2 separate regions of the Homo sapiens genome follow, and region 1 is linked to region 2. The links are chromatin loops, found by intact Hi-C in ENCODE. Cell type or tissue: B cell. All regions are shown on one strand. Links, peaks and the distances in the headings refer to the core of each region. The heading gives the core; the rest is flanking DNA. Region 1 holds the start of ZNF441 (zinc finger protein 441). Region 2 holds the start of ZNF627 (zinc finger protein 627).

Region 1 (2,900 bases), core at 275-2,774, 170 kb after region 2:
GATCCGATGGCTTTATAAAGGGCAGTTCCCCTGCACACGCTCTCTTGCCTGCCGCCATGTAACATTTGCTTTTGCTCCTCCTTTGCCTTCCACCATGATTGTGAGGCCTCCCCAGCCATGCTGAACTGTGAGTCAATTAAACCTCTTTTTCTTCGTATCACCATGGGTGCCAGCTCCCAGTTAATAACGCTTTTTTTTTGTTTGTTTTTAAATAGAGATGGGGGTTTCACCACATTGCCCAGGCCGGTCTTGAGCTCCTGAGCTCAAGCAATCCACCCACCTCAGCCTCCCAAAGTGGTGGGATTGCAGGCATGAGCCACGGTGCCTGGCCTCATAATGCTTTTATATCTGGTATTCTTCATAAAAATATGAAGATGAATGTTTTCAAATTCAAAGTCTAATGTCTCAGCCTTTGATTGAAGCATTTAATTCAATAACATTTATAGGCTTGATGGAAGGAGCATTTCCACGCTGTGTTTAGGAGACAGGAGGGCAAATTGAACTCCCAGAGTTAAATCCATTAGTGCCCCTGACTCATCCCCAGGTTCTGATCCACCCTAGGGCTCCATTTCAGGAATTATCGTCTGGCCTCCAAGCTTTGGAATATGTTTGGCCTCCTGAAAGTGGTTGACTTGTGAACTGTGTGTGGATGCAGCAGGCTGCTTATCTGAGCTAGTTCAAGTTTTTGCTTTATAAAATATTGCCGCCATATAATTCCAGTTTTTCCACACATTTAACAATTTTATTTATTTCTTTTTTCTTTTTTCTTTTTTTTTTTTTTTGAGACGGAGTCTCCCTCTGTCTCGCCCACTCTCTCACTGCAGCCTCTGCCTTCCAGGTTCAAGTGATTCCTCTGTCTCAGCCTCCTGAGTAGCTGGGACTACAGGCGTGCGCCACCACATCCGGCTAATCTTTGTATTTTAGAGACGGGATTTCACCATGTTGGCCAGACTGGTCTCGAATTTCTGACCTCAGGTGATCCACCTGCCTCAGCCTCCCAAAGTGCTGGGATTACAGGTGTGAGCCACCACGCCCGGCTTTGTTGGGGTGTTTTTATATTCTGCACTGAAAATTAGTAGATTGAGACATAAGGTGGGAGAAAGGCTTGGCCTGTGCAGCCAACAGCCTCATCCAAAACTCCTGATTCCTGGAGGACATCAGCCCCTCCCTTCTGCTGCAGTGTGGCCTGGGCTCCCTTCCTGCTCTCAAATCAGGGGATAGCTCCACTGGACAGTGAGTCTGGAATTTCCTGCACAGACTTGTGGGTCCCTGTCCAAGAGGAAAAAGGAGGAAGGTCAGGACATACTGCCTAAATGCAAATGTCCCCTGGGAGGGGGTCAGGTCACAGCGCAGGGAGGAAGCTAGTCCTCTCAAGGCCTGTCTGGAATCTGTTTATCAGGTTCCACTCCGCTGCCCGAGATCGCTTCTTCCGTTACTCAGTGCCCGGGGGAGGGACCTGGCGCACTATCCAATCAGGGCCGCGGGGCGGGGTCGTGAGAACTGTCAATCAGGCGCACTGACCGGAGGAGGGTGCAAGGTTCAAAGAGCCCGCCGAGTCTTCTCCACGCCCCTGCACTGGGCTCCGGGTTCTGTCACTGAGAGACGCCCTGGAACGTCTGTGGCAGCTTCTGTCTCGCTGGGACCCGCACTGACAGCGGGAGGCAGAGGGAGGAACCTGGACGCCGGAAGCCGGGAAATGGTGAGTGTGTGAGGTCTGGTGTCCCGACGCGTGAGAGGAGAGACTGGTTGGAACCGGCCGGAACCGGCTGTGGTGGCACCAGGTCTTCCCCGCCGGCGACACCCTGGCGCAGCTCGGCCCTCGGTTCCCTCGGCCGCACGATGGGGCTGGGGCGGCAGCCGGGACCCCGGGCGTCCTGTCCCGTCCCTGCGCGGCCACTGCGGCCCTGGCCCTGGAGGCCTGTCTGGGCAGCTCCGCGCCCGCAGTCCTGCGTCTCCCCAGATTGTGCGGCTGTAACCGGCACAGGTTCGCGGCCCGAGTCACTGCACCGAGACGCCGAGGGCTGCAGCAGAAACAGTTTAATAGGGGGAGAGGGGAGGACACCCCAGATCCGCCTTCCTGAGAGGTTTGGGGATGGGGTGTTTAGGGGTGTGGACAGGGGCGGCTGGGGCGTGGGGTCGCTGGATGGTGGGGAAGTGAGGGGTGACTCTTGGGACTGGAGGTGAAGAAACCGCATTCTTCTGCTGAGTGGGTTCCCTTGTGGGGTCTTCAGCCTGGTTGGCGCCAGCCTTTCCGCTGGAATTCAGGATCTGAGAAAGAACTCAGGCGACTCTTGAGCAACTCTCAGAGATCTCATCCCCAAGCACAATGGCGAAGCCGGCGGTCAGCATCTGCTGTGGCCTGACTCTTGGGGAGGCGGCCCCGCGAGGCAGCGGGGCTGAGGGCACCTGGTTAATATCTAACTGCAATCTCGCCTCCAGCCTGGCTCGCAGTTCTGTGAACCCGGTGAGGAGGCTGCACGGTGATGACAGGTCACCAGGCAGACTCGTGTGTGGGGTTTGTGTGTGGGAGGAGTTGTGGTCTGTGTGGTCCCCTGTCCCTTCTTTCTTCCCAAGGGTGACCCGTTCGCCTTCGAGTCTTCCAAAGATGTGGGCAGCAGGGTCTCAAGTCCACCACTGTGTTCTCTCATCCTAACTCCTCCTAGGGCCGACAGAAAATCCCTTGGCTTCCAGAGCCTTCCTCAGGCTTTCTCTCCTCAATTCACAGCAACTTTATGAACTCCTTGTCCCCCAGTTTATTTTTCAAACAGAGGCTAGTATTTTAATTGTCATTTTGTTTATACATAGCAATATATGGCTCTTTGTAAAAGGTTTTGTGTTTGTGAACATTTCACATGAGAGGAAGCAGAGAAAAACCACCAGACATTTCGCTGTAAAAAAAA
Region 2 (2,900 bases), core at 88-2,587:
CCTCCTCTTCCTGTCCTCCCTGGCCTAGCCTGGGCTCCCTCCCGTTCTGAGGCAAGGCGATTGCTCCATGTCACAGTGAGTGTGGAGTTCCCTGCACATACTGGTGACCTTGTGTCCGGAAGGAATTAGAAGGAAGAGCTCATGGAGTGCCAGAAGAAGACAGTGCCTACTCTGGCAAGCTAGAAGCAAGCTCTGCATTAAATGCAAATATTGGCCGGGCACGGTGGCTCACATTTGTAATCCCAGCACCTGGGGAGGCCTAGGCAGGAGGATCACTTGAGCCCAGGAATTCACGACCAGCCTGGTCAACATAGTGAGACCCCATCTAACCCACCCCACCCCCGTCACACACACAGCACCAACAACAAAATAAAATTAGCAGAGTGTGGTGGGGCGTGACTTTGGTCCCAGCTACTAGGGAGGCTGAGGCAGGAGGATCGTTTGAGCCCGGGAGATTGGGGCTGGAGTGAGCCGAGATCATGCCACTGCAGTCCAGCCTGGGTGACAGAGCAAGACCCTGAAAGAAAAAAAAGAAAGGAGGGAGGGAGGGAGGATGGAAGGAAGGAAGGAAGGAAGGAAGGAAGGAAGGAAGGAAGGAAGGAAACCAAAACAAGGCCACGCGTGGTGGCTCACGCCTGTAATCCCAGCACTTTGGGAGGCTGAGGTGGGCGTATCACTTGAGGTCAGGAGTTAGAGACCAGCCTCGGTAACATGGCGAAACCCCGTCTCTACGAAAAATACAAAAATTAGCCAGGCGTGGTGGCGGGTGCCTGTAATTCAGCTACTCGGGAGGCTGAGGCACGAGAATCGCTTGAACCCGGGAGGCAGAGATTGCAGTGAGCTGAGATCGCGCCACTGCACTCCAGCCTGGGCGACAAAAGCGAAACTCCGTCTCAAAAAAAAAAAAAAAAAAAAACCAAAACAAACCCTCAAATATCCCTCGGGCTGGGTGCAGGGAGGAAACTCGGCCTGAGAGGCGCAGTGGCTAGAACCAGTCAACACTGCTACGCACAGCCACGTTTCCATGGCTTCCTACGTCACTCAGGCCTTAGGGGGCGGGGTATGTCACCCTATCCAATCAGGGGCGCTGGGGCGGGGCCCTGCCAACTGTCCATTCAGATGGGCCCGGGAGAGGAGGGCAGGGCCTGCGCCTCCCTACGGAGCCTTTGTTTCTGGCGACCGTCCCCACCCGGGCTCGCGTCTCCGTTTCTCCGAGAGGCCCAAGGTGTCTCCGCCGCAGCCTCTGTCGCGCCGTGACCTGTACAGGTCGCGGGAGTCGTAGGGAGGACGCCGGGACACCTGGAAGCCGAGAAATGGTGCGTGTGAGGGGTCAGGCGTCCCCAGACCTGGGGGAGGGGCTGGTTGGAACCGGCCGGAACCGGCTGTGGAGGGACCTAGGCCTCCCTGCGGCGACTCCGGGGTCTGGGACCCGAGTTCCCTCGGCCGCAAGGTGGGGCTGGGCCAGGAGCTGGGACCCCGGTCGTCCTGTCCCGTCCCTGCGCGACGCCTGCGGCCCCGCAGCCCCGCGTCTCCCCACATGGTGCGGGGGCCGCGGGAGGGTCATGGGGGTATCCCTCCTCGGATGTGGTTCGTGTTGCAGGAGCTGCGGTCTGTGGCCGCCCCCCACAGTCCCGCCTTTCTCCCGTTAAAAATTTAGAGTTTATTTGAGCAAACAGCGGCTCATCGATGGAGAAGCTCCCGGTCGTGGTTTGTGGCTTGGGGATCCGTTGGAGGGAATGGAAGGAAAGGCTGTAAGGTGCAGGAGGAAGCGAACCAAATTCAGTACTTGGTTGGTGACAGTTATGCAGTCGCCTTATTTGCTCTATCTAGGTGGACATTTTCTGCTTATGTAGTCAGAGGTGGATTGGTGGTTGTGGTTTATTAACCCTAAATTTTATTTCCTTATAAACTGGTAATTTATAAGAATTTCATTTGAGGCTGGAGCGCGGTGGCTCACGCCTGTAATCGCAGCGCTTTTGGAGGCCAAGACAGGAGGATCGCTTGGGCCCAGGAGTTGAAGATCAGCCTCGCAATATAGCGAGACCCCATCTCTGTTAATTTTTTTTAAATGAACATATTCAGACTGAGACCAAAAAACTACTACAAATTTTTAAAATATAAAATCAAATAAAAGAATTTCATTCGACTTAGATTTCTGTTTCCTTGGGTAGGAAACCAGGACACCATAGCCACAGCCCTCTAATTGTCTCCAAATTAATTATTTTAACACTCCCCAGGGGGACAGGGTCCCAAATCCTTGACCTTGTTCCCCTAGCCTGACTCCTCTGGCGCTTGCAAATAATTCTTGATACCACTTCTTTCACCATATTCCCAAAAGGTAACTCCAGTCACGACATTATCAACTCTTTGTCCTTTATTGCACATTTCAAACTAATTAATTTGTATTATTTTTTCAAGGAGCAATCGATTGGTCTTTTAAAAATATTTGCTTTCTGTTTCTGAACATTTCACAGGAGAGGAAAGCAGAGAATACATGTATGAGACCCTGCTGTGAAAAAACCTTTGTGCCTCTTCTCCTTTTCTCTCTCCTAGGCACAGGGATGTTCTCAGAATGTCTTTTGGTTGGCCTGGTGCCATGGCTCATGTCTGTAATCCCAACACTTTGGGAGGCCAAGGCGGGAGGATCACCTGAGGCCAGGAGTTTGAGACCAGCCTGAGCAACATAGTGAGACCCGGACCCTAAAATAAAAAAAACAAAAAACAGTGTCTTTGGGTTGGGGTTCCCCTTTGGAAACTTTAAACTGTGATATGTCTTCAGAGCATCCTCCTTTCCTGGTCCTGGGCTTCAGGGCTGTTTGGGCTGACACAGGATGCCCACAGCAGCCAGATCTGTTGAAGGGTCTGGTATCAGCCTGCTCCCACTGGACAGCCTGAAGTAC

What was found. Hi-C counts contacts between places; a loop is a spot of excess contacts. Peaks named below come from ENCODE experiments on the same cell type or tissue, not always from the same donor. Only the 100,000 strongest peaks of a DNase experiment are listed, where the experiment ranks them.
Region 1: a loop joins it to region 2, with 13 times the contacts of the local background. A loop is called at or near these places in 2 of 110 quality-filtered maps.

Annotation. Positions count from the first base shown.
Region 1 is chr19:11,765,498-11,768,397 of GRCh38, forward strand. It overlaps ZNF441 (zinc finger protein 441), which reads left to right and starts at 1,503. Exons shown (of 4, transcript NM_152355.3): 1 at 1,503-1,699. The coding sequence starts at 1,697. RefSeq lists an enhancer at 1,664-1,763 and silencers at 1,834-1,973, 2,424-2,533. In B cell, for the core only: no CTCF peak of the experiment used is centred there; DNase peaks (open chromatin) are centred at 1,574 and 2,254; H3K4me3 peaks cover 1,895 bases; H3K27ac peaks cover 1,904 bases.
Region 2 is chr19:11,596,315-11,599,214 of GRCh38, forward strand. It overlaps ZNF627 (zinc finger protein 627), which reads left to right and starts at 1,169. Exons shown (of 4, transcript NM_145295.4): 1 at 1,169-1,316. The coding sequence starts at 1,314. RefSeq lists silencers at 954-1,083, 1,424-1,563 and enhancers at 1,108-2,106, 1,194-1,273. In B cell, for the core only: no CTCF peak of the experiment used is centred there; DNase peaks (open chromatin) are centred at 700 and 1,047; H3K4me3 peaks cover 1,757 bases; H3K27ac peaks cover 1,495 bases.